2 separate regions of the Mus musculus genome follow, and region 2 is linked to region 1. The links are chromatin loops, found by intact Hi-C in ENCODE. Cell type or tissue: gastrocnemius. All regions are shown on one strand. Links, peaks and the distances in the headings refer to the core of each region. The heading gives the core; the rest is flanking DNA. Region 1 overlaps Morrbid (myeloid RNA regulator of BCL2L11 induced cell death). Region 2 has its middle 120 kb from the start of Gm14009.

The links. Hi-C counts contacts between places; a loop is a spot of excess contacts. Peaks named below come from ENCODE experiments on the same cell type or tissue, not always from the same donor. Only the 100,000 strongest peaks of a DNase experiment are listed, where the experiment ranks them.
Region 2: it touches region 1 in a loop (2.8-fold over the local background); 4 of 42 quality-filtered maps call a loop at or near these places.

Annotation. Positions count from the first base shown.
Region 1 is chr2:128,383,568-128,395,935 of GRCm38, reverse strand. All of the region lies in intron 1 of Morrbid (myeloid RNA regulator of BCL2L11 induced cell death), which reads left to right. Among named protein-coding and RNA genes, the nearest start is that of Gm14010, 33 kb to the left of the region's middle. In gastrocnemius, for the core only: no CTCF peak of the experiment used is centred there; DNase peaks (open chromatin) are centred at 6,720 and 7,662; H3K4me3 peaks cover 833 bases; H3K27ac peaks cover 320 bases.
Region 2 is chr2:128,279,496-128,291,863 of GRCm38, reverse strand. No RefSeq gene overlaps it. Among named protein-coding and RNA genes, the nearest start is that of Gm14009, 120 kb to the right of the region's middle. In gastrocnemius, for the core only: no CTCF peak of the experiment used is centred there; DNase peaks (open chromatin) are centred at 6,238 and 6,851.

The DNA of each region.
Region 1 (12,368 bases), core at 2,220-10,219:
ATTTTTCATGTTGAATAACAAGGATATTATATTTCCTCAAACCCTTGCATGAGGGTGTGTGTGTGTGTGTGTGTGTGTGTATACATGTAGCAGAACACAAACAATTTAATAGCAATATGCATCCCTTTGTTTGTTTTTATGACATGGAATTATCCACAATCTGAGACTGTTGTGATTTCAAAACACTAAGAAAGTTTGAAGTTTTATTTCCTCTATTTTTTTAAGGAGTGACTTTAATATCCACAATGACCATTGCCTTTGTCTCATTATCCACTTCAAGATTAAAGTCTACCCTCACCTTCCCAGGCCCTCTACCTTTCTCGAGTCCTGGCCCCTGTCAGCTGAGGGGTTTGGAGGCTCTTGCCTCTGAGAGCACACAGAAGGTAAAAGGAAGTGACCCTCGGGTGTGTCCATTGTCCCGTCAAAGCAGAGCCCTGGGCTGGCCCTTCTGCCTTCTGTGGCTTCCCACTTCTCTGTGAGACTGGGACACACAACCTTTGCCTCTAGGACTACCTAAAATGGTCCCACCTCCTTGTTTGTGTTTTTCCATAGCTGAGAGACCAGGAAGGAAACAGGGGTACAGGTTGCTGGAAATGAGAGCCGAGCACACAGGAGCTACAGTCTGGACAGATGCCAGTCCCTGCCAGAGGCAGGGCACCCACAACACTGATGTCCCTGAACCATTCCCCTGGGGCCTCATTTGAACTTCGAAGTTCCATGAGCCTATCAATGAAGCCCACACACTGTCTTACCTATCCCTCTCCTGGCTTCTTAGTTTTTGTGTGGGTTGCTAAGTGGAACCCAATGACAAAACTGGAAGACTACTATAGACACTTCTACAGGGCTGTGAGGCTGACGGGAGGAAACGGAATGCCAGAGGTCTGGCTGGCTTGAGCTCTGTTTGGTTCAGTAAAATATTGCTGTTGTTTATGTCAAAAAGTGGGAGAGAAGCCAGGCAGCCAAGCATGATAACAGAGATCTCTAATGTCAAGCACTTGCGGGGCTGGGGTAGAAAGGCCAGCCTGGGCTCTCAGGGAGTCCCAGGCCGGCCTGGGCTATATAACCTTATGAGACCCTGTCTCACAAGAACAGCAAGATCAGAAAAACAAGGTGGGAAAAAGACCGTTGGAGACACCTTGGGCTCTCAATCGGCCATACCCCTAGAAAAGGCTTCTCTGGGTTCACCCTCTTGGGGAAGACCTGGATTCTGAGTAAGGGATTTTTCTCCTAGGTTCTGAGGAAGGTCTCAGGGGTAAGGGTTTCACAGTGAAGTTTGTGCTTACATTTTATGACAGAGATGAAAAGAAACCCTGTGTCCTAGGCTCCAGCGTATTTCTTTGAGGACCCGGCATGGGGTCATTGTTCTTAGAGTCTCTGGCTCCATTTCACAGACACGTAGCACATTCTACATTCTAGGGTTGGCTATGAAGACAGGCAGTATTCTCAGAACTATTTTTAGCATTTTATTTTCTGTTCAGGGTCAAGAACTTCACCCACCTAAGTCAGGTCCCACTACATGGAATGTTCCAGAAAGCAAAACGTCCAGCTGCCTGTCTTCTATTCTAGGCCTAAGTTATTTGAATTAAATCCCAAAGCCAAATTAATTCTACATACTCTGCTGCTTCTGTGTCAGGGACATTGATTCTCCAGTTATCAGGGGTTCTTGCAGATCCCTGCAACCACAGGACTCCGAAACCACAGGGTTGCGGAGAAGATATGCAGATATCCTCTTTAATGGCAATTTCAGTTATGTTCATTAGAAAGTGTGATGCTCACCCCCGGGGGCCAGGGGCTGTCCATCTCAGTCACTCTACCCTCCCGTGGGCCTGCTTTAAGTCATCTTTCTCTGGGGTGGTGGCTTTCACAGTCATGTGAGTTTGGTACATGGCTGCCTTGAGTTTAGCTACAATATATAGTCGTGGTGTGTGTGTGTGTGTGTGTGTGTGAGAGAGAGAGAGAGAGAGAGAGAGAGAGAGAGAGAGAGAAATAAAATACCCTCTGCAAGGTCCTGTGGAGGTCACCGTCCTTAAGGACTCTGCCACCTGCAATGTGGTTGGACAAGAGTGAGTGTCCCAGGGCTCTTTTTATCGTGCAGTGACAATGTAGGGATTTCTATGGCAGAAGCTCGCGGGGTCATTTTTAAACTCGGGTGCATTGAGCATAATCGGCTAATTTTGGCTTTTAGTACTTCTGTAATTGAAGACAGACAGATTGCTAATTCGGTGTGTTTGAAACTTCCTCAAGATCGTTTGAGCAGCCTTGAGGCCAGGGTTGGTCATACTTTCATTTTAAACATAGTTATTTTCCCTCGGGGAAATGAGCAGGCCCTGCTTGGTGTGTGGTCTGGTGACTTGTTGATTTCAGAGTCCCACAGTATGGACATGAAGCCTGGTGGGGACGGCTGCTGGCTCACGGGTCACCTGACTGCCTTTGCGGAGGGTCCAGCTTTTGTTCTTATTTATAAGAAGGGTGACAAGAGGTCTTTGGTGGTGTGCCTGTGGGACTTAGCTGTTGGATTTCCAGCTTAACTGTCAAATGCAGAGTCTGATTCTCTGAGCTTGCTTTCATCTTGTTCCTAGGAAGAAATATTAGCTACTGCCCCTTTTTATGTTCTTATGTATTTCTATTCTGTATATTTTACCCTGCACAGCTATGCATGACGACAGGTCATTTGAGGCTTCTGAAAGAGAATTTTGTTAGCCAACCTCAGCTTTTTGGTGTTTTGGTTTGGTTTTGGACACCAAGTCACTAGTGACCCAATAAGAGAGACAGTTCAGAAATTAAGACGAGTTGACATTTACCTAAATCTGACTCCGTGGCCTCTGTGGCTCTGGTTTTTGTATTATTTCCTCAGACAAGCTGTAGCATTGGCCCAACATCAGAACTTTTCAGATCCAAGAGCAACACGGTGTGGACTCACTTCCTGTCCGAACTGCACGGACTTACCGACTCTGTGGGCTTTATGATGCAGAAGCAGTGTTCAATAGCTCATAAAGTTTATATCTCACACAAACTTACCTGTGATATTATTAATTACTATTTGGCTGCCTAGAAACTATTTTTCCTGTGGCCCTGTAATACCTCTTGTGGAGTAACATTGAAAAAAAAAATAAGTAAGGACCCTCATAATACAAAATAAATCTGACTTGCCTTTCTTGTCACTTACAGATGGGTTTTTAAAAAGCATCTTGCCTTTCCTATCAACAAAGCCCCCCACCCTCCCCCCCGTTTTTGTCAGTTCTTCTATTTATTTTGAAATACTAAACAATCGACTTCACTTGTCCTCGCGGCTTCTTATGTCTTGGGGGAATGACTCACTGATTTAGGCTCTCAGTCACCAGGGGCCAATGTCAGGATCCACAGAAACTTCCTGTTGTTTCGAATAGCTTCCCCCCAACCCCCTACACCCTCCCTCCTTCGAGGTGACAGAGTCTAGAGAATTCACAGGGCGTGGGGGGTGGGTCGGAGGTGGCGGGCTGGGTTATTTGACTTCTGAAATGAGTTTTAAAGTATCAGATTTAAAAGTGTGTCACTTACCAAACCCAAGATGTAGTGTGTCCCTGAGGTTTCTTGGTAGTGTTCTTGCTCCTGTGCTTCGTGCAATTAGAAAAAGAAAAAAAAAAAAATCACCTTTTGGTTTTTAGATTGTAAAAGCATCACTCCTGCCAGCAGACCTGGAGAGGGCCGTGGTGAACGGGGATTTACTTATTGCGGGACAGGGTAGCCAATAAACTGTCACCCTCTCCTGTGCTTAGGGTGTTCAGGGTATTTGTTAATGTTCAAAAAAAAAAAAAGTGGGATCACAATTCTGAGACACCAAGCGTAGATTACTTCATAGACAAAGAGTGGAAGCTGGAGATCGAGATCGGCGGGGCTGGAAGGGAGGAGGTGGGGGAGGGAGTGTAATGGGGCCAGCTTCAGTTTGAAAAGACAAAAATGTCCTAGAGAAAGGTGCTGCTGTCCATTGCGCAGCAACGTGAATGGAAACAGGACACTGAAGGACACACAGAGATGTGGTTAAAGTGCTCAGAGTGCTGTGACCATTAGCACAGTTTAAACAATGCACACACATCTGTGGAAATTGGGTGTTTGAATCACCGTGTAATAAAATATTAGCTAGATGTGATTTGTAAGAATTTACCAAAACTTCCATTCAGAATGGCTACTCTGACTATACACATGTTGTATACACTGTGGGTCTGGTTAACTAAGATGTGTGGTTTTTTTTCCCCACTTTTTTTTTTTTTTTTTAGAAATAAAGTTTAATTTTTTAATAATAAAAGAAAAAAGCCAGGTGTGGTGGTAAATGCCTTTAATTCCAGAACTCAGGAGGTAAAGACAAATTGATCTCTGTGAGTTCAAAGCCAACCTAGTCTACAAATTTAGTTCTAGGACAGCAAAAAAAAAAAAAAAAAAAAAAAAAAAAATCACTCTCTAGCTCAGAGGGTGGTCAGTGTGGGGTTCTTTGCATCCACTTCACCTGTCCCTAGGTGGGCTGTTTCTTCTTGCTGGGATTAGATCAGCCTAGGATCCCAACCTTTAATCTAGACATTTCTGTACTGTTGTTGTCTGCGGGACAAAACTTGTTGTTTTGGTTGTTTGCTCCAGCCTGAGACACCACAATGCCATCAAGCCAGGAGCCTTTCCTCGCTGATGAAGTTGTATTTGTAGTAACGCTCTCTTGTCTACAGCGAAACTGCGGCTCTTTCAGGAGGACATGAAAAACATGTCTTGTAGACTGGGTGGCTTTATGTGAACTTTGAACTAGGTAGAATCTGACCTGTGACTTAACATTTTTATTTGTATCTTTTTAAAAGTTTTTATTTAGGTTCTGAGGTTTGAGTCCTAAGCCTCTTGCATACTAGGCTAGGAGGCCCTCTACCACTGAGCTATACCCTTCTTAAAGAGTTTCAGAGTCTCACTCAGCAGCCCAGGCTGGCTTTCCACCTATGACCTATCAAAGCCTGCTGACTAGCTGAGCTACAGGCCTGGGCCATCAGCCACCCCTCCTTCTTATGTCTATTATTCTCTTGTGTGTGTGTGTGTGTGTGTGTGTATGTGTGGTATATGTGTGTTGGGTGTTAGGGGTGTGTGTTGGGTGTGTATGTGTGGTATGTATGTATGTGTTAAGCGTGCCATTTTACTAAGAGAAATACATAAATGAGAATTACCAACGTAATCTTTTCTTTTTTACAATGTTGGAGGCTGAGTCGAGGGCTTTGTACTCGCCAGGGAAGCACTGTGTCTCTGAGCTAAATCCCCAGTCCCTCCTCGAGGTGTCTATAAGTGGTCTTTATTAGCTAGAGAGCTAAAACACCATGAAACAAAGTCCACACCCACCTCTGACCTGAGAAAACTATTTCCTATGCCATTTCTAGGACAGCCCTTCAGTCTCCACCCCGGCTTCCACTCCCCTATGAGATAGTACATTCTAGAGCCAGAGCCAGTATTTTTGTAAAGCCCATGTCAGTGGAATAGACACTAATTATATTCAGCTCCACACAAGCTGGTGTCCCTGTGACCAACAATTCACATTGTTCCTGACAGGAAGCACTGTTTGAACCTAAGCGATGTTTTGTGGTAGCACATGGCTGACCACTGCCAGCACTAACAGTCCTGCTTCAAGGTGGTGACAAAATGAAGAAATTGCCTGAGTGGGGACTGCAGATGCCTTCACGTGTGGCATTGCTATCTGGGTGACACAAAACACAACAGGTTTCCCCCACCCACCCACCCACCCACCCACAAATGAGGTAGCATCGCAACCGGCAAGACAGTGCATCTTTAGATTTCTGACATACATCTTGCTGGAAAAGTTGGTTCACCCCCATCCACAGGCAGTTTAAGTATTATTTGGGGACATGTTTGACTTCATGTAGATTGGAGACTAGACATCAAACAGCATCTGAACACAGGGTGTGCAATAGTGTGAACTAGTGGCTACCTTTGTCCTTAGTTGTTGAGAGAAAAGAAGCTTGTATCTTCTAATCTGATGCCAACCCACCCCCACCTCACTCACCCACCCTTACTTTGTTCCTCTTATAAATTCTTTCTATTAGGGACCACACACATAGACTTAAGAATATATAGCTAGAAAGTACGCAGGGACAGAGAATCCTAGTGCGGGGAGAGAAAGACACAGGACATAGCTCACAAGAATTAAAGAGGGTGAGCTCCCCCGGATGCTGTCTGAGCAGGAAAAAGAACGAGAAAGTAGCTCGCCCACTCGTGAAGATTATACCCAGGAGGTATATGAAGAAGTTAGCAGGCTCAAAAGAGGGGTAACCAGACTAATGGGGTGAAACCAAGAGAATAGGTCCTGGAATGTAATATCAGAAATATGCTTCCAAACAGGGGGGGGGGGGGTTGAGTGTCCAGCAGAGTGTGAAATGGGCTTATCAGGAAAAGGAAGAAAATTACAAAGGAGGGAGGGAGGGAGGGAGGGAGGGAGAGAGAGAGAGAGAGAGAGAGAGAGAGAGAGAGAGAGAGAGAGAGAGAGAGAGAGATGGGGGTGATGAGGAATGGGGCAGGCGTGTTCCCCTGACATGACAGAGAAGGCTGAAACAAAAAGCTGAGGAACTGGAAGATGCAAACTGGGTTTGTGGCCAGAGTGAAGGGAAATGACTGATATGTGCTCAGAGTTTAGCCAGGCTGGGGCTGCTGGCCGAAGGGACAGTATTAGTGCTTTAGAAAATTCTCCAAGCAGTCCTGTAGTCTGGGTTCTGGAGACCAGCCAGCCTTCTCTGGAGCACGCGATGGGGGTTGTGGAGTCACAAGTACAAAAGTCTATAGAGCATCATTTTGAAACCCTCTTTTGACTTTTCAGATAAATTGCAGAATCATCACTAATCTTAAAACACTTTCCATTAAAACCACACTTCTTAAAAGGGCTGGAAGGATGCCCCCTCCTGCTCCCCGGAGCCTCCTTTTGTGTGTGCTCTTCCCCCACGGGCAGAGATTTATTTCATTAGCAGGGGCTCCCTGGCTACATTTACAGTCCGAGGATAAGTCTTCCTGGCTTCCTGACTGCCCTGCTGCTAAGACTGCTCCAGGAGGCCAGGTAGCAAAGCAACCTTCTCGTGGTGAGATGGGTTTTCCCCTGTGGATGCCTTTCTGCAGAACAGTGGGAATCTTTCTACTTTATTTCTGTAACCACTTTTTAAATACTCTGCAAAATAATATTTGAGTCAAAAAGGAGTCTGTGGCTCTCCCTGTTATTCTCTCTGCAGGAGGTTAGTGTTTGTGATAATTCCCCTCCCATCTTGCTTACTTCCCAAACAATCCCTTTCCTTTTTACTCCTTTTTCTTCTGGCTGTTTATCATCCCATCATTCTACTTTCTTATATTCTATGTGGATTATTTACTAGAAAGATGTCGCGGGGTTAAGGAGACAGCTCGGTGGTAGAGCGCTTACCCAGCATGTCTAAAGCCTTGGGTTTGATCTCCTGCACTGAAGGGGGAAAAAAAAGAGAACATTATTTAAAAATGAAAAAAAAAAAAAGTTAAGCAAAGCCACCCTTCCCAGGCCCACCCTTACTAGCCTGTAGGAAGAAAAGCAGTCAGAGACAATGATTCAGACACTGGCATTTTCTGGAGGAGCTCGCTGGAGCAGGATCCTATCCCCTCCTGGAGGGTATGAGCTTCCTGCCAGCCTCTGTGGCAAAGGACCAGAAAAGCCACAAAGACCTGAGTGGCTTAATGGAGTGCCTGCCACATTGGACCCACCAGGCCTTGCAGGTGATCATGGCTGCCATTCTCCCAAAGAGGACTTCAAGCCGACCAGGAGGACTCAGGCAGAGCAGGCCTTCTAACTCCCCCAAGGAAAAAGACAAGTGCGCCACAGGCTGATGAGATAGGCCCTGCTCCAAATGTCACCTCCCCCGCATTTTTGATCTGGCACGAAATGAGTGTGGCCTGTGTACTTTTGTCTCCTTGCTCTCTCCCTTCCTCCACCCCTTTCTTCTCTTGGTTTATCTGTGTGTGTGTATTGTATGTATGGCTGTGTACACATGCGAATGCATGTATGGACAGATCAGCACGTCTTCCCAGATAGTTCTCCATCATCCATTACCTTATCATTTCGAGGCAGGCTCTCTCACTGAACCTGGCACTCACTGACTAGACAGTCTGGCCAGTGAACTTCAGGGATCCTTTTGACCCAACCCTCCCAGGATAGGACTGAAGATGTGCTGGACCACACCTACTTTTTTAATGTAGGTGCTGGGGATCCAAACCCAGTCTCTTGTGCTTGCATGGCAGATACTTTACCAACTGAGCCATCTCCCCAGCCCAGTTCTCTCTTCCCCTCTGTAACCTAAGCTGACCTGGAAATCATAGTCAGCCCAGATTAGCCTTGACTTCTACATCCTCCTGTCTCTGCTTTGCAAATGCTAGGATTGGAGATGTGACTCATGAAGCCCCGATGTAGCCCTGATTCTAGAATTTCAGAAGCATAGGAACCTCCCCTTTGTACTCTGTCCACCTCTGGTCTGTTAGACACAGCTCAGTGACCCAGGGCTGTAGAGGGCCTCCTGGTCTTTCTGAGACATGATGTGGCTACAGTAAATGGAGCCATTGCTTGGGTGCTTGAAGGGAGAGGAGGTACCAAGCAATGGAGCTAGGGGAGGAGTCTATGGGCTGCCTGTGGCTGCATTCTCTTGGAGATGGGGGACCAGTCTAAAGTGACTTTGACTCAGGCAACAGAGAAAACATTGCTCACTCTCAGGTCTTCCTCTCCTTGTCTTTCTGGAAGAGTGGTCCTCTGCTTCTGCCTTCCAGATGTGGGCCTGGCTTCTTGGAGCTTGATAATGTGGGGTGAAGTACGGGGATTCTAATTTCCAGAGGAGCAAGGTGTTCTTGGATGCCTGCCATGTGTGTCGTGTGTACTCTGGTGATGAGCCTCACTAATCATTTCCTTGTAGTGTGTTATTAAACCCCCTAGAGATGAGCCCTTAGGCCTCCCGTGGCTGACTGGGAAATGCAGGCCACACCTAAGGAGCTGGAAAGTGGTGTAAAGCCAGGGCTTCAAAACAGACTAGATAGTGCCTCAGAGTTTAGTTATAGGGCACAGTTCTATGGCCTGAAGCCATTCTATGCTGATTCCCCTCTCTACCCTTAAGATGGGCTAAGTCCTGAAATAGCTGAGGCTGCCTCATCTGGACAGCTCCTAGACATGGGTGTGGGAATCAGGAAGCGGGGCTCTGGGTTCTTTTGCCAGGAGATCTGTGTCCTAAGAACCCTGAATCAGGCCTTTCTGTTGGTTCAAACAAGCTTTTTTTTTTTTCTTTCAGATAGACAAATGAACAGTTAACAGGTCTGAGTACACCCACCTTTCACCTCCCAGGGCCCTGTGAAGTTTAAATGAAGATGTATTTTTAAAAAACAAAAAACAAAGCAGCAAACAGGAGGGAACTTGCACACTCAAAGGGGGAATAGTGCTGATATTGAAATAACGAATCTAATACGCTGCTTTTGGAAAGCAGGCAAGAGCCCTTGCTAGCCAGAAAGCTCCCAGCTTGGTCACCACGGTGTGTGCTTCCCTGGGCATACACCTTGGACTAACCCTGCATGCCACTCAGCTGGCGAGCAGATTTTTCTAGGCTCCATCCCCCAGAATCTTTGGAAGAACACTGGATTAGGTATGCTAGACTGGTCCTGGCTTTGACTGAAGAGATTACACATACAAAAAAAAAAAAAAAAAAAAAAAAAAAAAAAAAAAACTCTGAAGATAAATGTTATTTAATTGGATAAACAATCTTAGTGCAGTTTTTTCCCCTGTGTTCTATCAAGGTACCACTGGCAAGGCTATCAGGGCAGTTTTTGAGAATTTTTTTTAAATTTGAGCTAGTGTCCATATGGACACATGTCTCGGGATGTGTGCATCTCTGGGATAGACAGGTAGAGAAGCATGTGCTATGATGCTTCAGGTAGAATACCCAGTGTTGGAGAGGTGAGCTGACTATAGCTCAGTGGTTCTCAGCCTTTCTAATGCTGCAGTTCCATTCTGTGATGACCTCACCACCACCACCACCATCACCATAAAATTATTTTTGTATTTACTTCATAACTGTAATTTTTCTACTGTTATGAATTGTGATGTAAATACCGGATATGCAGGATATCTGATATGTGACCCCTGTGAAAGGGTTGTTTGACCCAAAAAGGGGGTTAGGGTCCGGGACCCCCAGGTTAAGAACTGCTGCTGTAGTGTCTGTCTTGGAAAGGCACAGTCCAATCAAGAAGGGAGGTATTCAAATCCACAGGGTTCAAGTGTCTGTGTGGACTGTAGCATATGGGGCATCGAGTGGAATGGCAAGGAAATCTTTATAGTCACAAGGACAGAATGAGGCACATGCTGCTTGTGTCTGTGGGCCTTCCTCAGTGTTTAACTTAACTGTCATCTGCTGCAAACTGACCGTTGTTTTCTACTGGTTTCCTTCTCTCTAGTGAGGATGAGTAGAGTACTTACATTACACAGTGAGCCTGGGCAAGCACGAGCGTTCTTCTTAACGGGCCTGTCTGGGTCAACCTTAAAATGATAGTTGAGTCCCAAGCTAGGAAATTGATTCATGCGCTTCGTCATGCCATTGGTGAGCCCAGCCCACAGGTACTCACCCTGTGCCAGCTCTGAGCCAAGCATGGCTTGGGGAACGCACTTCTGACCCGAGCCTTCCCATCCTTGAAAGTCAGTCTTGACACTTGGGTGCAGCATCCGAGACACCTCAAGGGTAAGGCATGTGTGGTACTTAGAGATGAGGACCAGTCTCCTAGCAAGAGAGACACATCTCTCAAAACACAAGGCGGCACAGGGACCTGGCTTCAGTGTGCGATGCGAGCACCTACGCATGAACCACTTGCACATCTCCACCAGCTTGGTCTCCACCAGCAATGGTGGCCGGAAAGGCATGTAAGGGGTTAGGATAGTTATATTCCTAAGACAGAGGGAAACCGGGGTGAAGACGGAGCTCACCCTGCACTTATCACTGGCAAGAAGCAAATATATGTCATCGGTACCGGCGAAATTCCATGCTTCTAAATGAATGCTGAGGAAAACGGAGCCGGTTTCCAAGTGACTTCTTGGATACGGATTGTGGGTAAATAACATCTGCTTAAAGCTTGGAAACCCAGCTTCCTTCGGTTTGTTTTTAAATGCTTTGACAGTGTGGTTTGCTTTTTCTCCCCCTCCCCTCTGAGGGTGGGAGGGGAGTAAATAAAGACTGTCAATTTAGTTAAGACCCACAGTCAAGCTGCTCTCAGAGCCTGCGGGCACCCAGGTTGGTGATGACAGACAGCAATTCAATATGAAACCAGATTCATTCTAAAGGCACCTTATCCAACCTTTTGTGATTGAAGTATATATCTCGCATCTCTCTAGGGCGTACACTGCTATCCTTTTGAAGAAAAAAATGACAAAGCGAATGTGTAGATTATTTCTACTTTGTCACCAAACTGTGCTGAGAGAAGATTGCAACTGTTATTCTTTCTGGGTGATTAGGGTTCCTTCCCTAGCCTAGCAACAGAATGCAGCAGAAAGCAAGCAGCGAGGGCTAATAAACCAACAGGGACAGTGTCAACAGCAAAGGCAGCCATGGAGGGAGGGGCAGAGGCCAGAGCAGCTCACCTCGAAGGATGGCTGCCTGCCTGTGGCTGGAACCTGGAGAAGAGTCAGTCCCCTGCACTGACTGGATTGAAGGGTTACCCATTTGATTGTGCAGGTAGTTGTCACAGACCTGAATCAAGTCCACCAGAAATGCTGTATTGTATGTCTGTTTGTCTTTCTCTAAGTGAGTCTGTAAAGCAGAGCTGATGATCAACTGTCCCTGGGACCTCTTTGTGCTGACTCAGAATGTCAGTTGTCTGGTATACAAAGGAGCTCACAGAACTGGTGTGTGGGCACAGTGGAGCCAAGAGACCCCTGTGCTTGGTTGGGGCCAAGTAAACGCCCCATTCCTCACTTTGGCGTTTGAGACACAGCTTTAGTAACTTCTAGAATGAAGGCCACAACTCAGGCAAGTAGAAGAGAATTCTTAGAAAGTGAAGTCTGCGTGCCTCTAAGTTCACAGAAGAAATCAAAGCTACTGCTTGTTACTCAGAAGATCAGCACAGAGCAGGGGTCATCCGTCCCTGTCATTGTCCCTGAGCTGCTAGCTTCCCTGCAGAGCAGGCTGTTCTCTTAGGTTTGGAGGGCAACCAATAAGGGAAAGTTTTTTTTAAACCATAATTTTTATAATTTTATTGAGATAAAATTTACAAAATATATCATCATCATTTAGAAAAAGTTATGCACTTTATTACAAAACATGCTTGCAAATAAAAAAATATCACATATCAAAATTAACCAGACCCAGAGTCTATATGTCTCGACAGAC
Region 2 (12,368 bases), core at 2,046-10,045, 100 kb after region 1:
TCTCAACTAAGCAGATATAAGGATGCAATATGAATTGTATGAAGGGCTTCACAGATCTAAAAGAACAAAGGCATGCACTAATGAAAGCTTGTCAGAAAGATACAAAGGCAGGCAGATTCCTGAGTTCAAGGTCAGCCTGGGACAGAGCAAGTTAGGCACAGGCATGGTGGGAATGTTAATTTCAGGAAGGGATTCCACCCAGCTAGCTTACTGTCTGTGCTTACAAAGGCAGGCAGATCTCTGAATTTAGTTGCTGTGTTAAAAAATGTACTAGCTGTCTTTTCTAAGAATCAAGGGACTTAGGTCATAAAATGCTGATTCATGGGATAATCAAAAGAAAAGCTGGGGTGGATGGTTGAATTGCTGTGTAAACAAAAGACTGGGCTTTGGTGTTCAAGATGAGGTATCTGGAGAACTAGGAGCAGAACACACAGGGCTCTCAGCTTGTACCCAGCCAGCCTCCCATGGGCCAAGCATTGACACACATGGGCCTATGGGAGCCATATCTATTCAAACTACTAAGATTGGTCTTCAGTTTAGTGTAGCCTGGACTCTTTTTGTCTCCCACAGGATGTGACAGTTCGATTCCTATATTTTTTGTTTGTTTATTTTTGTTTGGTTTGGTTTGGTTTTTTTGTTTTTCTGAGACAGGGTTTCTCTGTGTAGCTCTGACTGTCCTGGAACTCTCTCTGTAGATTAGGCTGGCCTCGAACTCAGAAATCCACCTGCCTCTGCCTCCCAAGTGCTGGGATTAAAGGCTTGTGCCACCACCTCCTGGCTTGATTCCTATATTCTTATGACCTTAAGCTCTTCCCACTTATGCTAAAGAGGAGGCTGTTGAAGCATGATGGTCATGGAGGTCACGCTGGCCTAAGCAAATTCACCCACGGAATCCCTGGGCAGGCAGACTGTGAACTCTGGTTATCTCCTTTCTCATGCAACTGTGACATAAAATGACTCTCCAGAAGAATGAAGAGCACAGCTTCTTCCTAGTCTCTGAAATATACACACTTTGATTGGTTCAGAGCTGGGGGAGGGGAGGCCAGTAGGACCTGGCATTCAGACAGGGTACAGAGGGGGTTGCCAGAGGAGTCATGCCAGACTCTAATCAGGAGAGGGAAGGAAAAGGTCTCCTCACCATGGAGATGCCCCAACCCCTAGGTCCATGGTTCTCAACCTGAAGATCACAAACCCTTTGGGGGGGGCGGGCCATCAAATGACCCTTTCACAGGAGCCACCTAAGACCATTAGAAAACACACAGCATTAGCAATATTGAAAACCACTCTCTTAGATGGTCCTGCCACCTAAACACAAGCTTCTGTAGGCAGGTGCATGTCCCTGCCTGGACAACTTTGGTCTCTCTTGCCTCCAGTGCTCTTGATGTCTCTCCAGGACCCTAAGACTTTAGGGCAATGGTTTCAGTACTGTGTCTCTGTTTGGCCCTGCCTTCATCTGAGCCAGTGTAAAACAGTCTTACTATAGTGTCCAGCCTGTCCTGGTCCTGTGTTGTCTGTTTTGCACTGATAACTCTTTTTCCCTGACATCTGAGAGGCAGTTTAGTGTCAGAGGATTTGCCTAGCATGAGTGATACCTCTGGTTCCATTCCCCACACCACAAAAAAAAAAAAAAAAAAAAAAAAAAAATCAAAGATAAGGTATTTGAAATCATGCAGCCGTGGAGACTGCTCCGGGTGACATTGTACAAGAGATCACCAACCAACATAACTGATATCTATGGATGTTGCACCAGTTTGCACTCTGGCCTTCTCAACTCAGCACCTAATAAAAGAGCTGGATTCCAACAAGGTGGATGGATCTGCAGCTATGAGTTCTGATATATCCTGTGCATGGGTCCCTGCTAAACACTTACCATCCTGGTGCAACATACAAGGAAGCCAAGGCTCCGCAAGGGGAGCTGGCTGGCCCAGTTGAAAGGCAGGGTTTGGGGAGATGAATCTGAAAGAACCATACTCCACAGCTCATGTATATACTAGAGACCATGCCTCCTTCTCCCATCCCACTGTCTCTCTCAGAAGGACTTTCCAAGTGCTTCTTAATCAATATTATTAGGGTTCAGCCAGCACCCCCTCCCCTTGTCTTCATGGCATCTTAGTCATCTTCTTTTAGTCTCAAAGCTCCCTGCACTGCAACCTAGTGAGCTATTGGCATTAGATTAGAGGCAGGGCAATCCTGATCCTCGAAAGAGGATTAGAGTTGGTTTACCTGGGTTTCAATTGTTAGATTGGCAGGGAAAGTAAGCAGTTGCTTATTTACTCTGGGTTTTGGTTTTGTTTTGTTTTGTGTTTCTACCCAGCAGTCTTTTGGTTGGGAAGGTGAGAAGGAATAATATTGAGGTAGTTAAAGGGGAAACCCAGTGCTGTCTGACAGGACCAAGGTGTTTGTGAGGGATGGGTGTCATTTCTGATCTGGTCGATGATTGCACACTGAGCACTGCTGTTCATTCTTATCTCTCTGTGACTAACATGGGGGAAATTTTTGGGTGGTCTTTGGGGACTTAGGGTGTTCTCTAAAACCTGGATTTAGCCCATGATTCATTTCTGCTGTATTCACTAAACTCAGAACAGACTGCTTACCATCCAAAGACACCTCCCCCTCCATTTCCAGTAAAAATCGCCTTTCCTGTGTCCTAGGCCTTCACTTTGTACTTCATATCCCGCTGACAGCCTTGTTAGCATCGGTGTGTGCTCACCTTGTTCTCCTGAGCAGGGTCCATTTCAAAGCTTACAAAGCCAGAAGGCCAGTTTTAGGAATTAAAGAAAGCCCTGGGAGTTCTACAGCTACAGCTAAATAATAAGGAAAATAAACATCAACCAGACAGTATCAGAATTGAGCTTGACTGATCATGGCATCATAACCTCGATTGCAGCACTGGGGGGGATGGGGGAGGGGGTGGACATGGTGTTGTGAGCTAGGTCCCAGCTGCGGCCCCTGCTTTTCCTAGTCAGAGATTTCTCTAGTTGGGGATCTCGAGCAGGAACCTGTCATGAGTGTGGCTGAAGGGACCCCCAACTCAGAGAACCCAAGTGCTCAAGGACGGTCCCCATGATTCCTGAGTGCTACCAAGAAAGCCCAGTTCTGCAGCAGGGAGATTATTGAGTTTTTGCCCTTGCAAGGGACTGGTGATAGCAGGACTCTCTGTTTGGTAAAGACAGAGGGGTAGTTGGCAGGATTCTGAAGAGCCACCCTCTGACCCACAGGGAGAGGTGGAGGTATTCATTTAGCAGAGGTGTTGAATCCAAACACTTATGAAGGAATGCCCATGTGGCTCTGTTAAAGCCCAAACCTCTGACTGCAGTCATGCAAACCAAGGCTGTCCCTAAGGGGTCTCCATAGAGCTTCGCCGGCTGTCACTCTGACTACTGTTGTAGTGCCATGCTGCTGTCTGGCTCCCCAGAGCATGCCCAGAAACCCCTCTAGCCCTCGTTCTGAGGTGTCGCAGGGACCTGAAGTGGAAGCTGGTCCAGTGCAGGGGGATCGTTCCTAATGCATTCCTTTTTGTTCTTCACCGACTTCTAATGTCTCAGGCTGTCCCCAGGGTAAAAGCACTGATGTAACTCACTGATGAGAGGAGGCCTGACGCCTCGCTCATTTTGAAATACTGACATTGGCGGGGAAAATTACTCAAGCTCTCTTGTCCCTTTCCGGGCCTAATTAAGTGGCTCCGCAGGTGACTCAACGCTTTTATTTTTCAGAATGACATCAGACTTATTTTCCATTTTAATAGCTTGGTTACTTCATCGATTTTTTTTTAAGGAAAAAAAAATCCAATTCCACTTTCTAGTCTGTCCATGCCCCCTGTCCTCCCACCCTCAAGCCCCCTGCCCCACCCCCTACTTCCCACCCCCACCTCCCCATCTGATTTTTCTTCCACTCTAGGAAATGCTAACTCTCACTGAGCCTGGAGGTTGCTTCTGCATTTTCTTCTATTCTGTGCCCCAGGAAGAAGAATCCGGGAAAGGAGCTGGCGTGCTCCCTTTGTTTGCTAAGTACCTAAATCATTTCACCAAGCGTTGGAGTTGCCACTATTTACCATCTGGTGCGATTTCCTCTGTGCCACAATGGCCACCAGAGGAGAGCTTTCCTGGAGGCAGTGTCTGGGTCCCTGCAAAAGGCTCACACTTCTGGATCTTCCTTTCTGCACTGTGGCTGCCCCTGACCAGTTCAAGGAGAGAGGTTCAACTTCACAAGCTTGTTCAGAGCTCCTTAAGTATTTACAAGGTGGTGGTGGACCCTGCTAACCTGGAGGTCAGCTGTCCCTGGCATTTCATAAATCCTGTAGTTTGGAGGAAGATGTGAGAATTAGTCATCTTAGCTTATCATAGTTTGGGTCCTGCCTTAGGATAAAGCAGGTGAGCAAGTTTCACATGACAGGTTGTTTAATCGGTGTTGTGGGGAGCAAGTCAGCACACTTGGTAGATTTCCCTTGGTGGATTTCATTTCCTAAAGGACTTTCTTCCACTCAGCCTCATTCTGTGACTTAATTTCGTTCCCAACAAAGCCTTATCAGTGAGGGTAAGGACAGTGCACCATCTCTAGGCTGAGCTGGCAATGAAGACCCAGCTAGACCCTGCTCCTCACCTACTGTTGGCCTCAGAGGGACTTGGCACAGCAGGCTGACATAGCTCACGGAGGTCCAGGCTTCCTCGGGACACAAAGGTGAGTGGAGCAGAGATAAGCGCTCCTTCTTCTCCTAGCCACAACTGACATCATTGAGCTCGCAAGTAATGCACATTGCAAGCACTCAGAGTCACTTTGTCACACCAGGAGAGGCCAAAGACACTGTGCACACAGTAGGGACTCATGAAACGTTCCCTTTCTTCCTTCTTAGGGAATTTCTATTCTGTACTGAGTATTTCTCCGATAAGAAGGGTATTAGCCTTCTTAGGGTTTTGCTGTTGTTGCTTTATTTGAGAATACTTGTGAATATGGAAGATATTTCACGGGGGATGGAGGCAAAGATAAAGTGAAGGGCGTGGGGGAGGGGACCTGTGTGAGAATGGAGCACTGGATGGAGAAGGAGAGGAAGATGGGAGGTTTTAGGTAGGGCCCGGGCCTCCTCTCTGTGAAGGGCTGTGTTTGCCAGGACGGCTCAGGGATAAGCTCAAACCCAAGCTTGGTGGCCACACAGGAAGAATCTGGTGACTTAGAGTACAGCAGGGGCTGTGGAACACGGCACCCCTTGCCCACTCCTGGCGATGTCGCCTTTCAGCTTCTGTCCCGGAGACCTAAGGTCAAGGGACCACCTAGTCATGATCCTGCTTAAAGAGTTATGTGCAGTACAAATTGTCTCATGAAAAGAAGGAGTGAGCTTGTGGTGTGTGTGTGTGAATGTGTATGAGTATGTGTGTATGTGTAGTGTGTGATACGTGTGTGTGTGTGTGTGTGTGTGTGTGTGGTGTTTGAATGTGAGTGGGTGTGAATATGTGTGGTGTGTGTGTGACTATGTATGAATATGTGTATATGTGTGGTGTGTGTGTGTGAGTATGTGTGTGTGTGTGAGTATGTGTGTGTGTGTGTGTGTGTGTGTAAGTGAGCATATGTGTACATGAGAAAGATTGTTTGAGCCTTCCAAGTCTTAACACAATGCAGATTTGTTTCAAATGAGATGGGAGTTTGGACTGAGTCTCCTCAGGAAATAGAAAGCGGGACACGCTTAGTTGAGCTTGTGTGGCAGCACACTCCTTTATCCTAGTGTTCAGGGGACAGAAGCAGTCAGGTTCTCTGTGAGTTCTGGGCCAGCCTGGTCTACACAGAGTGTTCCAGGGCAGCCTGGTCTACACAGAGTGTTCCAGGGCAGCCAAAAATTATGATATGCCACAATCTACCCCATAACATGTTCAAATGTTACGTGTTAATCAAAATAAACTTAAGAAGTTTTTGAAGTAGAGGAGCCAAGCTTCCTGATATCTTCTTCATGTGTTTTACTTGTGTATCGAATTACCACACAACGCTCCGTTAAAGTCATAGCAACAGAAATGGGAGAAGACATGCTAATCCTAAGAATAAAGTAGTTATTTCTAAACCATCCAGTGTGACGGGAAGTTGTATCAGGCACCAGATTGTGCTGGCAAAGACAGAGGGACATGAGCTGGGTGCCTGTGCCAGTGTGGACAGTAATCCCTCGGGGAGATGAGGAGCCCGGGAAAGGCTCCCAGCAAGAGCCGATGAATGATGAATACCAAGTAGTGGGAGAAGGTGGGGCCCTGGTGCCAATCAAGTGTTTAGCCCACGCTGCCACGCGATACGTGGCCTTCCACAGCCTAGCGCCACATTGTTTCCTCTATTGGATTAGCTCCATGGATGTAAATTCATTCTTCTCCATTGGGGACCACAGCAGACCTCGAGACATGCCACAGAAGCGTTTGTGTCCACACACTTCGTGGGACCACGGGTGGAGGATGGTGCCTGCCCGTGGGTTTTCAGTGACTGTTTGTAGGAGAAATTGGTCTCATTATTTCCAGTTCTGTTCAGAGCAACTCAGCTTCTGCCCCACCATGAGGATCCCAGTCTACCGTGTCTTCCCTCATGGGCACTGTGGAGAGACTATTATAAATACCTCATCAGAGAATCTGCATGTGTAGAGGGGCCAACTCCCTCAAGCATATTGGTCCTCAACACTGTACTCTGCGGTGGTGGGCCTTGGGATATCTGTGTGTGGATCCCCCTGGTCCCTACCTTCCTGGCTTGAGAGATGAGGCTGGGTGACTAGCCAGTGTGGGAGGGAGATGGAGATGGCAGGCTTCTCAGGGCGCTGGACTTAGTAGGTCCCCTGGGGCCTCAGAGTCTGAAGCCCTCTGCAGGAGTCTATGTTCTGGCAAGCTGGGCTGCCTCTTGGCGCCATTCCCAGATGTGGAGTAATGAGGTCATCAGCGGGAGGCTGGGGCCAGCCTCTGATGGGCTGTGTCATTGTAGCTTTTCCTGGGGCTCTGGCTGAGGGGGCCATATTGCCCTTCCCTCTCACAGCTGGACTTGTGTTTGCTGCTCGCTCAAAACAAGCCTGTCGTGTTCAAAAATCCTGAATACGAAGTAAACTTATAAAGACACATGAAAGGGGGGGAAGGGCGGTGATGAGGGAAGGAGGGAGGAAAGAAGACAACGTGTGAGTATGGTTGTAGATGAACAAGGCACCATTCTCATGAATGAAGACGTTACATCTCTCTAGCTACCAGGACATGCAAGGGTCTGTCCTGCTGTGGTTTATTCACCTGCTTACGTATCTTTTGTACAGCCTTCCGTATCACGTTGTTCTCTGAGCGTGTGAGTAGCTCTCCTTTGTCCTCCCACTAGGCCTTGAACCACCTGTCTGGAGATGCTTTGCTATCTCTAGAATAGAAGGGCACATAAAGGGGGAAAGCAAGGCCAAGCTGGTGCTGCCAAGGAAGCTACAGATGTGCACGGTAGAATGGCCTAACGGAGAGGGAGGGAGGGGGATGGGAGAGGGAGGGGGAGGGAGAGGGACTCACATTCCTGAATTAAGCCCCGGTTTTTAGATTGGTTATTGTAATAAGCACCAGGCAGATACGATTGTATAAGGCCTGTTCTCTGGGAGAGCCCTTGCCCAAACTCCTACTGCTTGTCCTTCCGTCCATTCCTCAAGTCCTATCGCCTGGGGCCACTGTCACCAGGCAGCTTTCCCCAGCCTCCGCCCTCCCTACCTGTTGAGTTGAAGACAGGGATGGCTGCTTGGCTGAGAATCTAGACTCTAGCTCCATCAGGCATTCTCACTGAGCAGCTGCTGCTGCTGGGGTTGGGTTTCTTTAAGAGGCCACCTGTGCCCTTTGACACAGACCATTCAATCCTCTAGATGCAGGAGCCCAGGGGATGGCCCACTTCAAAGCCTGAGCTTGGCCATCATAGTCCTGAACTGCTTCTTGGCTCTATCCTTCCAAATAGAATAAATGCATCCTCTCCCACTCCCCTCTCTCTCCCTCTCCCTCTCCCCTCCCCCTCCCTCCCTCTCCGTTAGGCCATCCTACTGTGCACATCTGTAGCTTCCTTGGCAGCACCAGCTTGGCCTTGCTTTCCCCCTATATGTGCCCTTCTATTCTAGAGATAGGAAAGCGCATCCAGACAGGTGGCTCAAGGCCTATTCCCCAGCCAGAAGGTAGCTAGGCTGCAAGCACTCAAGTCAGTGGACAGAGGAGAGGCCTTGGTGACTAGAATTGTTATTGAAACCATGTACCCAATGGCTGGCACTTTCTGCAGACTGTAACACATAGGACATTTAACTCTGTTGAAGTATTGTCAACTGGCCCTGGAGGGTCTGAGAGGTATCCTAGCTTTGCTCTTATACATAGACCACTACATTGAAAGGTGTCTCTGAACACAGATGAGCATATAGGCATGTGTGTACTCACGTGCGTGCATTAAGCCCCGGTTTTCAGATTGGTTATTGTAATAAGCACCAGGCAGATATGATTGTATAAGGCCTGTTCTCTAGCAATGACCCAGCCTAGCAAAATATGGAAGGGATCCAGGGAGACTCTTGCAAGGACAGAGGGCTTGAGGGAGGGCAGCCAGACTCATGGGAACCCAGTGGTGGGATGGACAATAAAACTCGTCCCAAACTCATTAAGGGAAAAGGGTTGCACCAGATCAAGATTCAAGGGTGAGCATAAAACAGGGGGAGGGTCTTGTGATGGTCAGAGCCCTGCGAAAGAGACTGAAGACCCAACCCAAGCAGACAACAGCTGGCTCCGCCTCTAGGACCTATTCCTATAGAGCAGAATGCAGCTGATAAAGCTGAGGTGGTTAGGTTTTACGTTCAACTAGACTGGCTGTTAGACATTTGGAGAACACTGTACTGAAGAGACTATTCTAGATAAAGCACATTTCCCCTTCCCCAAGTGGATGGGTGGGCTACACCCTGACAGCCTGGCAAAAGAAGGCAGGCCAGGATCCACAGGGGGTTCCTCCTGTAAACGACCTTCTAGCTAGGATGCTGCCCTTTTCCTGCCTTCAGACTCGAACTGAGACAGCACAGGCTCTGCTTGGCTCTGGACCTTCTGGCCTGCCCTGGAGCTTCTATCTGCAGCTCTCCTGGGACTCCAAAGGCTCTGGGCTCTGTCCTGGGGCCCTGTCAACCTCCAGTGTCACAGAAGCCAAATCCTTATCTCTCTCTCTAAATCTAAATCTCTCTCTCTCTCTCTCTCTCTCTCTCTCTCTCTCTCTCTCTCTCTCTCTCTCTCTGTCAAACACATACACACACACACACACACACACACACACACACACACACGGTCCTCGGTTTGTGATGGGATTACATCCTGCAAGCCAAAAGAAAAGTGAAGAAAACAAACAAAAACAAAAACAAGCACAAAAGCAAGCCTGCATTAACCTCACCAGGAAACCAGCTCAGGATGTTCCCCGGCTGCCTTCCCACCCATGCCGGCAGCTGCCACTCCATCCGTCCTCCCACTTCACCTCCCCGTGTCTCAAAGAGGAAAGGTTCCTCACCCCAACTCCCTATTGTCTTTTCTGGATAAAAGTTTATTTCTTTGCACTAAATGCTTTTAAAGCATTTTATTCCACTGTGGTAAAAAGCATCAAATATAAGCTCTATCCTCACCCACGTAGGCAGTGTTGTGCTGAGATCTCCAGAGCTCAGCCACTCCTTGAACTTGTAAGGAAACACAATGCCTCTTCATTAGCACCTCTAGGTGCCACTCCAGCGTCCCTGGCAACCATTTTTCTACTGTCCAAGAGTCGACGTCATACTCTTTATCTAAGCTGTACCATGTGGTATCCGTCCTGAGACTGATTTTCCTCAGCTCTGACTCCTCTGGGCCTATCCAAGTTGGCTGTGGTAGAATCCTCCTCCTTTACATTGCTGGGCAATACTCTTGTATGCTCTCACCCTATTGTCCCTTGCCCAGGTCTGTGGACGATGATGCTGCTTTCACGTCAACCACTGTCAACAGCACAGAGATGAACAGTATAACATGGGTCCCATGGTATTTGTGCTTAATTTCTTCTAAGTTTCCTTTCTGGTGCCACGAATGCCAACTGAGGCAGCAAGTGGAGGCAGAGGGCTCTCTGTCAGGCCAGGAAGAGTTACCAGAGTTTCTGGAGACCAAAGATGGCAGCGTGGACCAGGGTTGGGTAGGAGGAGATGGGTGTGGTGGGGCACATTTTACAGTAGACATCTCAAGTGCCATCTTGCCTTAGGATCTTCCTCTATCTGTTCCCTCTCAAAGGACAAGTGTGATCTTTCTCCCACCAGCTGATGGTCACCTCAGGGAATACCTTAGTGATAACCAGCAGTCTTCGGATATGTGTTCACCATATCTGATTCATTCTGGCTCTCCTTACACTCAGAGAACTGAACTCACGAGGTCACAGAACTCTACTGTCCACAGGCAGCCTGAAGCTCATTGGCCCATGTGTCAGGGACTCTTGATCATCCTAAAGAGTGTTTTTTATGCTCTGGTTTTAAATGCACTGGCACGGGGCTGGAAAGATAGCTCAGCAGTTAAGAACACTAGCTGCTCTTCCAGGGAACCCAGGTTCAATTCCCCACAACTACATAGCCCCTCACAAGACCCAGTGCACTTAAAGATTAATTTATTCTTATGAATAGTGGTACTTAACCTGCATGAATGTCTGTATGAGCATGTCAGATCCTCTGGTCTGAGCACTTTGCCTTATCCAAATAATCCATTCCCCCTTCCCCAGAGCCTGGAAGTCACTGTTCTACTATGAGGTCTTGTGATTTGGAGTTCTGGAGACTCCACCCAGGATGCCTGTCCTAAAACTGTCCTGGTGTCCTTCCCCTCCCCATCACCTCCTTCTCCCCCTCCTCTCCACACCATTCCTTTTCTAGGTTGCCAGGGTGAGTATGACCTTGTACAGTTTGGGGCTTGAGTCTCCATCTTTTCCCTAGGAGTCTTGAGAGAAATGACTCTGCCCCAATCTCCCAAGGCCACACCAATGTCAATGTTGTAAAATACTCAGTGAGAAAAGGTGGGCCTCGATGACAGACACTGGGGGCAGGGTATCTTTATTTCATATAAGGCTAGGCCAAGGGAGACTCATACCCCTAGTTGCATGGGCATCCTTTAAGTTGCCTTCTAGAACATTCCCCCCCATTCATGTCCACCATTTCCACCATTCTTGTTGGACCATGTGCCTCCCTTTCCCCACAATACACTGGAAATTTTCTCTTGACAGATGCTTGCTCTATTGGATTCTACATCCTACGGCAAGAAGGAGACTAGATACTGGGTATATTGGGGAGGAGGAAAAAGAGGAGGGCAGGGGAGAAAAGAACAGACCAAGAGCATCCTTTAAGAGAAATTGACTGTGTGACCAACATAGCTGTAAGTGTGCATTCTGGATATATGTACTAATAATCTCATTTACATTTAGAGCATGCTAAAATCTCATTTACATTTTAGACCTGTAAGTTCAGTTGTGTGCATTGTATTTATATTATGTAAGTTTATATAGCCATGCAAGTGTATACAGTTTTATATAAATGTATTCATAAATAGAATTAACCTCCCATAGCTACAGATTCTTTATCAGTAAGGTGAACCAACAATGAATTTTAAAATATCTATTCATTTATAAAATATTTTTAGCTATATGTATACTTGTGCATCTGTGTGTTGACATGTGCACATGATCACAGAATGCCTGACTGTCTGGGGATGGCCAGAGGCGTTGTACTGGACACCAGGTACCTCTCCCGAACATGTGTGTTCTTAGGCCCTAAGGCTGGCTCAGACCTCAGCTACTCTGCACATGTGAGGGGAACCTGTCTTGTGCTTTTGGATCTCAGTGCCACCTTTGTAAAAATTGTGTCTAAGCTGGCTGGTGGGAGGGCAGGAGACGCTGCATCAATGGCAGGCTCTGAGCAGGCAGCCGGTGCTCCCATACAGTTGTCCTCTTGAGACAGACATGAAATTGGAGTCTAAAACCTGGTTCTTATGCTACTAATTCAACAGAGCTTACATCCTGATTTCAGTGGAGAGAGGCAGGCCAGTTCTAGCTTATGTCATTAGGGTGGGGACAAGTCAAGGCTTCTGACCTGAGTCCGAGAGAGGGGTCCCACCCCACCTACCTTTGGGGGCACTTAAGATTCATAGTAACTCTTTCTAAGAGAAAAGACATCTGTGCTAAGAATAGCTGTGCCTGCCTGCACACGGAGCCGAGCCGGGGGCTCAGACCTCCTTCAGCTGAAAGACATCTTGCTAAGGTGAAACACTTGCTGATAACCTTGACTCTAGTTAGGACCTTAGCCAAAGAAGAGGTTAGCTGTTGTGTTGGGGCTCAGCTGGCTCTTCCATCCCCACTCTGTCATCATAGCCATGATGATGGCCTTCACCAGGGCTGGTGCTCGGCCT